2 separate regions of the Homo sapiens genome follow, and region 1 is linked to region 2. A link is an interaction called in ENCODE POLR2A ChIA-PET data of the cell type or tissue named here. Cell type or tissue: IMR-90. All regions are shown on one strand. Each heading gives the region's core, and the rest is flanking DNA. Links, peaks and the distances in the headings are about the cores only. Region 1 overlaps UBASH3B (ubiquitin associated and SH3 domain containing B). Region 2 overlaps CLMP (CXADR like cell adhesion molecule).

Evidence for each region. Peaks named below come from ENCODE experiments on the same cell type or tissue, not always from the same donor. Only the 100,000 strongest peaks of a DNase experiment are listed, where the experiment ranks them.
Region 1: POLR2A ChIA-PET joins it to region 2 with 8 read pairs; 4 of 35 experiments call an interaction of 5 or more read pairs at or near these places.

What each region holds. Positions count from the first base shown.
Region 1 is chr11:122,806,587-122,810,981 of GRCh38, forward strand. UBASH3B (ubiquitin associated and SH3 domain containing B) reads left to right here. Exons shown (of 14, transcript NM_032873.5): 13 at 1,481-1,590; 14 at 3,163-4,395. The coding sequence ends at 3,300. Among named protein-coding and RNA genes, the nearest start is that of CRTAM, 30 kb to the right of the region's middle. In IMR-90, for the core only: no CTCF peak of the experiment used is centred there; a DNase peak (open chromatin) is centred at 2,105; H3K27ac peaks cover 447 bases.
Region 2 is chr11:123,072,924-123,077,318 of GRCh38, forward strand. CLMP (CXADR like cell adhesion molecule) reads right to left here. Exons shown (of 7, transcript NM_024769.5): 6 at 1,779-1,920; 7 at 1-851. The coding sequence ends at 551. All of the region lies in intron 1 of LOC124902775 (a long non-coding RNA gene), which reads left to right. Among named protein-coding and RNA genes, the nearest start is that of HSPA8, 13 kb to the left of the region's middle. In IMR-90, for the core only: no CTCF peak of the experiment used is centred there; no DNase peak of the experiment used is centred there.

The sequences.
Region 1 (4,395 bases), core at 290-4,289, 270 kb before region 2:
CAAGATGTTTCAACTTGCTTTGGCTAACCAAAGAAATGTATTTCCAGATTTTCTTCCAGATACTTTTACATTAAATTTGTAATATTCTCTGAGTTCCTAAAATGGTAGATATTCCAGGGGTTTATACCAGACTTAGTTACTATTCTTAATAACTTAAATTCTGCGTTATAGCTATTCTTCTTGCACCCTGTGAAAGAGATTCCCTCTTATAATTTCCAAAAGCTCTAGCATGCCACTGTTTTGCCTATAATTGATGCAGCGGCATGCACACCTACACACAGCACACCTACACAAACACATACACCTTCCCTGCTATCACCAACCAAGAGCAGTGTTGTATAAGGCTCAAGTGTGTTTGCTATTGAATTTTCTAAACACTGAGCTCAAATATTTAATATGTAAGACTGTTCACTATCAATTTTTTAGTGAAAAAGGCATATTGCAAAAAAAGTATGGACATTCCCTTCATCTCTTTTTTTAAGTTAAAATACTTATATTCAAACAGTAGGCAGCCATGAGCAACAGTATTATGAATGATTCCCACCTTCCAGTTTTCATTGATTAGCCACTCACTACCATAAAGGTACACAACATGTTCTATCAACCAGGAAGTCTCAAGTGCTCATAGTTCTATAGTGGGAACACTTAAAACTATGTTAGAAGGAGTTGCACAGACAGCCCTATGGACACACAACAGTCCTGTATCTTGATTGTCATGGTGTTACAAAAAGCTACACATATGATAGAATTGCATGAACTGTATCGTCACATATGCACAAACGACTTCTTGCACACCTGCTAAAATCTGAATACGCTGTGTGTATTGTACCAGCGTCCATTTCCTGGGTTTGATACTGTACCATAGTTATGTAAGATGTTACCATTGGAGGGGGATGGGATGAAGGGTTCATGGGATCTTGTCGGTATGTATGTATATGTATGTAACCCTCCCATAAATCCATAATTATTATTATTATTTTTGAGACAGGGTCTTGCTCCTGACACTCAGGCTGGAGCGCAGTGATGCAATCATGGCTCACTATAGCCTCAATCTCCTGGGCTCAAGTGATCCTCCCACATCAGCCTCCCAAGTAGCTGGGACTGCAGGCACAGGCCACCACACCCAGCTAATTTTTTAAAAATTTTCTATAGGGACAGGGTCTCACTATGTTGCTCAGGCTGGTCTCAAACTCCTGAACTCAAGTGGTCCTCCCTCCTCGTTCTCTCAAAATTACTGGGATTACAGGGATGAGCCACCACACCCGGCCCCATAAATCTGTAACTATTTTAAGATAAATGTTTTCTTTAAAAAGATTAAGCTGCCTTATCAGTAACAAAGCACTTTCAAAATATTGCTTAGGCAAATTGTCTTCTTGAGTGTGTTTGCTCCCCTGCAGAGCATTTAGTTAGCTTCCAGTATTTGCAAAGTTTCCATGTCTTTATAGAAACAGTCTTCCCATACCTTGCCATTTTCCCCCAGGAAATAACATCCTGATTGTGGCCCACGCATCTTCCCTTGAAGCGTGTACCTGCCAACTTCAGGGCCTGTCACCTCAGAACTCCAAGGACTTCGTACAAATGGTCCGAAAGGTAATTCATTCTCGTACTTTGGGGTCCGTGATGGCTAGTAGTTTGAAGTCAGTACAGTGACTGGCTGATTACCAAGTTCTTTGAAGCATGTGTTTATGCTGAGCTGGGAATATTCATTTATTGCTTCACTCAACCAAGATGTATTGAGTGATACTCTGTGCAGGGCACTTTATTAAGCCTTGTGTTAGAAAAACAATGTATGAGAGCTAGTTCTAGCTTCTAAGAGCTAAAATGTAGGAAGCAGCTAGGAATTATAAGCAAATTGTCTGGATTTCCCTGAGGGACCTTCTCTGAATTTCCCTGAGGGAACTTGGGTTGGATCAATAGAGGTCAGTCCAAAAGACAGCATCTGAAAGCTTAACTCAAACACAGGTCCTTGAAGGTAGGCCGAGGCATGCAGCAGTTTCAAATGAGGAGGCTAAAAGGCAAAGCCAGGAACAAGACAGCAAGACAGAAAACCCATGAGGCTGACCCACACATCTGGAGTCTTCCTTTCTGTGCCTGTGGGAGAGGTTTTCTGGTCAGCTGCCTCCCACACACTTCCCTTCAGGCAAATTACATACTTCCTTTCTCTGCCGCCAGAGAACCTGGTTCAAACTCAATTGCAATCTTTTTTCACATTTTTGAAAAGTTTATTTATGCATCTGTCCTCATTTGTAAGTGCTGGAAGACAGAGAATTTTGTCTTGTTTGTAAATGCAGCTCTGGACACAGACAAAAATAAGTTTTAAAATTGCTGTGACAACTGAAGTGAGGGAGAGCACAGCTTCAGCTTTGAATGTTGCAGAGACTCGTAAGGAGAAAAAAAAAACGGGTGAAACAAATTTTTTCAAATTGAAAAATATTTTCCATTGGGTCCAAGTATAATTTCAGAAATGTTTGAGCTGACTTTTTCTTTTCTTTTTTCTTTTTTTTTTGAGACAGAGCCTTGCTCTGTCACCCAGGCTAGAGCACAGTGGCGTAATCTCGGTTCACTTTAACCTCTGCCTCCTGGATTCAAGCGATTCTCCTGATTCAGCCTCCCACGTAGCTGGGATTACAGGCACATGCCACCACGCCCAGCTAATTTTTTGTATTTTTAGTATAGATGAGGTTTGCCATGTTGGCCAGGCTGGTCTCGAACTCTTGACCTCAAGTGACCCGCCCGCCTCGGCCTCCCAAAGTACTGGGATTACAGGCGTGAGCCACTGTGCCCGGCCTTGAGCTGCCTTTTTACCTGGACTTGCAATTGGGAATTAACTCCTGGCATTGTAGCCTTATGTATTTTGGTCCTCTTTTTCTGCCACCCAATTAAGCAGCAATCTATGAACAATGACTTAATTACTTTAGGGGAGGTCACCATTTAATGGATCCTTCTGATGAATCCTCTTGCAATGTAAATACTCTTCTAAGTTACCAGTTTTACCCATTTTATTTTATTTATCGATTTTTGAAGGGAATGCATTTCTACAAAGCCACTATCCATTTCTGACTGCAATTCTCTAGGGCCACATGAATATCTTTGTATTTAGGTAAAAGTTAAAGCATTAAACCTATCTCCTAATATCCCCTTTCTTTACGACTCTTACTTCAGATCCCATATCTGGGATTTTGTTCCTGTGAAGAATTAGGAGAAACTGGAATATGGCAGCTGACAGATCCACCAATCCTTCCTCTTACCCATGGACCAACTGGGGGCTTCAACTGGAGAGAGACCTTGCTTCAAGAATAAACCACACCAGTGAACAAGAAGGAAAGGCCTTTTGGAGTGTGTCTTTCTGTGTGTTTAAAAACAGTGGGAAAATCCACACCACACTCTAAGTGGACAGCTCAGAATAATTTAGCATATTTCCTTTCACACTTAAAGTTCTTAAGATGAGACTGTGTAAATGAGAGAAAGACTTGATTCAGAGGAAAAAAATGTGTTCTCTCTGGACTCTTGCCTAGCTCACAAGGCTTTGGAGAATTGTCTTCCTAAATCGGGGCACCTGCTACAGAAGAGAATGTTTCGTTCCCTCTGGGTATGCACAGCTAAGGGGCCTCATTTCTCCCAGAGGGAGCTGCTGGCCCGCTCTAAGGGGTGCAAGAGGAAGGAGTGTGCCCAGACCAGCTGGGGGAGCATTGAAAGGACAGCTTGGGGATGGAATTTTTTTTTTTTTATCTCCATTTTCCAGTTAGGTAGAGCCAAGCTGAGGAATCCTTTTAAGATTATTAGAAAACATGCCCTGAAGAGAGTTGTTCTTAGGTTACACATGAAATCCTACCGTCACTAGCCCCCATACACCAGTGTTGCTGGCTGAAGATACCCGCTTAAGGATGCTAACATTTACCCTGGTACTGCCACATTTTCTCTAGAGCAGCTGGCCCTTCTTGCTACAGCCCTATCCCCCCTCCTTGCTTCTGTGAAATGGGGAGACAAAGCACTTTTGCTCTCCAAAGCACTTTTGGATACTCAGGAGGAAAGATAAGATACATGTTTGAAGTATTCAATCATAGGAGCAAAGAACTTGCAAAATATGAAGTGACTTGGAATTAACCATGTTGTAGCCTAACGTGCTACTGCATTTCTAAATCATCAATATTTGCTTGTCTTTGCCCCTAGACTCTAGACTATGTTAACTAGTTAAGGATGTTACATTTTGAAAGGATGTATGTTAGATATATTATTTGCAGCAAGAAGTTCATTCTGTGCAATATGGACATGTTTGCAAACCATACCAAGGGTCAGGTTGTTGTACACTTACAGTACGTGTCAACCATAATGGAACATCCACAAATGCATCAATTATACCAGGGATGTATAGTAAGTCAGGGAACTAATATAAAT
Region 2 (4,395 bases), core at 182-4,181:
AGTTAAGTCAGAATAGAAGACACATGTTTCCTTTTTTGGAGTTTCTTAGAAGTGGTTAGCTCAGTACATGGTGTAGACAGGTGTAATAAGGCTGTGGGTTCTGCTTGACTGTCTGAATAACTAATAATCCAATAAGTTTGCAGAAATGCATAGAAAATTTACAAACAGCATCCCATTTCCTCTTGAAAATTGTGAATCAAAGCACTGATACAAAATATCCCACATTAAAAGTTTTAGGTATATTCACCTCACCTTTCCCCAACCTTCTCACCACAGGTCCTGGTCAACAAATAGATTTGGACTCCTGCTTTCCCTTACTCTGGTCTAAAGGCACAATAAGATGCCTTTTTACAGATGAATCAGCTTACATCCTTTTGCTTGTTTGGTATTGTATAAGGAAAATGCTCATCTGAATCTGTTCCGTGCAATGCTCACTGCTACTTAGATGACCTCTCATCTGGTTGTGTGGCTGGTGACTTGAGCTCCAATGACGAGAAGAGTCCAAAGACCCTGACTCCTAGGAAAGCGTGGGAGTCAAGTCCATTGTAATTCAGACCGTTTGGAAGGCTCTGCTCTGGCTGGGGATCATGCTGGGTGTGGTTTCTGCTTTGGTCAGATTAGCATGGTGGACTTTCTTTGGTTCAGAACCTCTCACCTCTGGCCCCACTAGGCTGTATGCCTGGGTGGCCAGCCCTGGCTGGGGTGCTGCGTCAGTTGACAGTGTCCGCTGGCTGCGTGAGGCACTATTTGCTGTGGAGCGAGTGGAGGAAGAACCAGAGCGTGAGCTCCGAGAGCCTGAGGAAGAGGAGCTGGGTTTCACAAGACGGGCTTTTGGAGCTTCAGCATCTTCTCTGAAGAGAAAAAACAGCAAAGATTAACACTGGCAGATCTGTGATTGCTTCCAGTATGATTGCTTCCTTCTGAGGTTTCCGAAGCTGTGAACCTCAGATAATACCATCGGAAGGCAACCATTTAGGGTCATAGGTGCTTCCTCGTATCTTAAGACTTAATGCTTGGCTCACACAAATGTATATTTTGTTAGCCCACAGGTCAACTCTATTATACTGGGAGGATAGGACCTTACCATTGAGATGGTCTAGACAGCACACCTCCTGATTTAGGGTTTGTCTGCATAAACCCTTTCATGACCTATAGGCTATGTCCATTCTTCATTGTATGCCCATTATGGGTAGAAGTGAATCAGAAGTAATGTAAATTGAACTGTTTTATGTATATACATATGTACATACTTTTTTTTTTTTTTTTTTTGAGACATGCTCTTTCTCTGTCACCCAGGCTGGAGTACAGAGGTGCAATCATGGCTCACTGTAGTCTTAAACTCCTGGGCTAAAGTCATCCTCCTGTCTCAGCCTCCTGAGTAGCTGGGACTACAGGCATGGGCTACCATGCCTGGTTATTTATTTATTTATTTTTCTTTTGTAAAGATGGAGTCTAACTATGTTGACAAGGCTGGTTTCAAACTCCTGGCCTCAAGTAATCCTCCCGCCTCGGCCTCCCAAAGTGCTGGGATTACAGGCATGACCTACCACGCCCAGCCTAATTTAACTTTTAAGTGTTTGTTGAGGATAAGATAGTTTCACAATAAAGTCCAGGTAAACCATACCCTCTGTCCCTAGGCTGGAACTTCCTACCTACCAGGATAATCCTTTTAACAGATTCATGGTTAAGAGAAAACTGGGAACATTTATGTTGGCTGGTCACTATAGTGCTGGCCCTAAAACAGAAGCCCCGTAAAAGTAGGGATGTGGGAGGTTTACCGAATTTCATTAGGTCTCTCTTCTTCCTCATATCTTTCTTTGTCTTTCCTTCGGATTAGCAGCCACACCAAGAGGAAAATCAGCAGGGCTCCAGCCACTATGCCTGTCACTGCTCCTGCAACCATGCCGATGCTTTGTACATCTATTTTCTCAGAAGCAAAAGCACAAGTAAAACCAAACGTAAGCTAGGAAATATGTTATTAACTCAAAAAACATAAGCTCTGGACAGAATGAGTATTTGCAGGTTTGTTTGTTTTGTTTTTTTTTTTTTGAGACGGAGTTTCACTCTTGTTGCCCAGGCTGGGGTGCAGTGGCATGATCTCGGCTCATCGCAACCTCCACCTCCTGGGTTCAAGTGATTCTCCTGCCTCAACCTCTTGAGTAGCTGGGATCACAGGCGTGCACCACCACGCCCGGCTAATTTTGTATTTTTAGTAGAAACGGTATTCTCTATGTTGGTCAGGCTGGTCGCAAACTCCCGACCTCAGGTGATCCACCAGACTCAGCCTCCGAAAGTGCTGGGATTACAGGCGGGAGCCACCGCGCCGACCTCCAGGTCTTTATATCTATCTTCCTGAGTAGTACTGCATTACTCTCTCTTATTGTATGACCAACCCTCTTGATATATTTGCAGTTGTAGTTACTGAATCACAGACTTCGCCAGCAAGTGGCCAGGGTTTTTGTTTGTTTGTTTGTTTGTTTTGAGAGGGAGTCTCGCTGTGTCCCCCAGACTGGAGTGCAGTGACGCGATCTCGGCTCACTGCAAGCTCCGCCTCCCGGATTCACGCCATTCTCCTGCCTCAGCCTCCCGAGTAGCTGGGACTACAGACGCCCGCCACCACGCCCGGCTAGTTTTTTTGTATTTTTAGTAGAGACGGGGTTTCACCGTGTTAGCCAGGATGGTCTTGACCTCCTGACCTCGTGATCCGCCCTCCTCGTTCTCCCAAAGTGCTGGGATTACAGGAGTGAGCCACCGCGCGCAACCAAGTGGTTATGTTTTAGTGAATAAGTCTGGGTGGGTTCAGATGGTAAAACTGGGCTGGGAGAGAAATCATAGCATGTCTGAAGATTTGTCTGCCTTAATAGGATAACATTTGGGCATTCCTCTGGCTCTGCCGACTTCCCTGTTTTCTCTAACATCTCTCTTCTCCCACCAGTCATATAAAAGGGAATGTAAGAAAATTTTTTTGGCTGGGCACAGTGCCTCAGGCCTGTAATCCCAGCACTTTGGGAGGCTGACGTGGGCGGATCACTTGAGGTCAGGAGTTCGAGACCGGCCTGGCCAACATGGCAAAACCCCGTCTCTACTAAAAATACAAAAGTTATCTGGGCATGGTGGCACACGCCTATAATCCCAGCTACTCGGGAGGTTAAGGCAGGAGAATCACTTGAACCTGGGAGGCAGAGGTTGTAGTGAGCCGACATCATGCTACTGCACTCCATCAAGACTCTGTCTCAAAAAAAAAAAATTTTGAGTAGAATAAAAGTTGATTTTTAAAAATGGAATATAACCTATAATGTTAGACTCTGTGGAATTTGACATTGGATCCTAGAATTTAAGAAGTTAAGGTAAATACAATTTGTAGTTTAGCAATACACCCTTTTTCATATACCAAATATTTATTTCAGTGCCTACCCTGAGCCAGGCAGTTATAGGCACTGTTGAAGACCAGCAAGTTTTCTGCTTTTGTTGAGTTTTCATTCCAGAAGGGAAACAGATAATAAACAAGTAAATAAAGATAATTTCAGATAATGGATAAATTCCATGAAGGCAAAATTGGATGAGTGAATTTTAGAGGGGTAATGGAGGGATACCACTTAAGTTTGGGTGATTAAGACTTTGAGGAGGTGACATTTGAGTTGAGGCATATATGATATAAAGGACGATCTTGTGATTATCTAGGAACAGAGCATTCCAGGCAGAAAACAGCAAGTACAATTAATGTGAGTGGGTCTGGAGCATAGTGAGCAAGGGAGAGTAGAGGGAGATGAGGTCACAGAGACAGGAAAGGACCAGCCCACATAGGCCATGGCAAAAATTTTAATGTGAGAGCAATAAAAGAGTAACACAATCTGAATTATATCTGAGACAGTACACCATGGCTGCTCTAGGGAAAATAAATAGTGGAGAAGTAGGAAAGAAAGCAGGGACATTGGCTAGGAGGCGTATAATAGTGCAGGCTGGAGATCATGATGGATTAGGCTAGGATGAAAGTAATGTATATAGAAACAAGTACATGGATATTGCCTATATTTTGGAAGTCTAATCAACAGAATTTGCTATTTATTCTTTTTTTTTTTTTTTTTTTTTTTTGAGATGGAGTTTCGCTCTTGTTGCCCAGGCTGGAGTGCAATGGCGCGATCTCAGCTCACTGCAACCTCCGCGTCCCGGGTTCAAGTGATTCTCCTGCCTCAGTTTCCTAAGTAGCTGGGATTACCGGCGTGCACCACCATGGCCAGCTAATTATTGTATTTTTAGTAGAGACAGGGTTTCACCATGTCAGCCAGGCTGGTTTCGAACTCCTGACCTCAGGTGATCTACCCCCCGCCTTGGCCTCCCAAAGTGCTGGGATTTCAGGCGTGAGCCACTGCACCCAGCCTATTTATTCTTATAAAA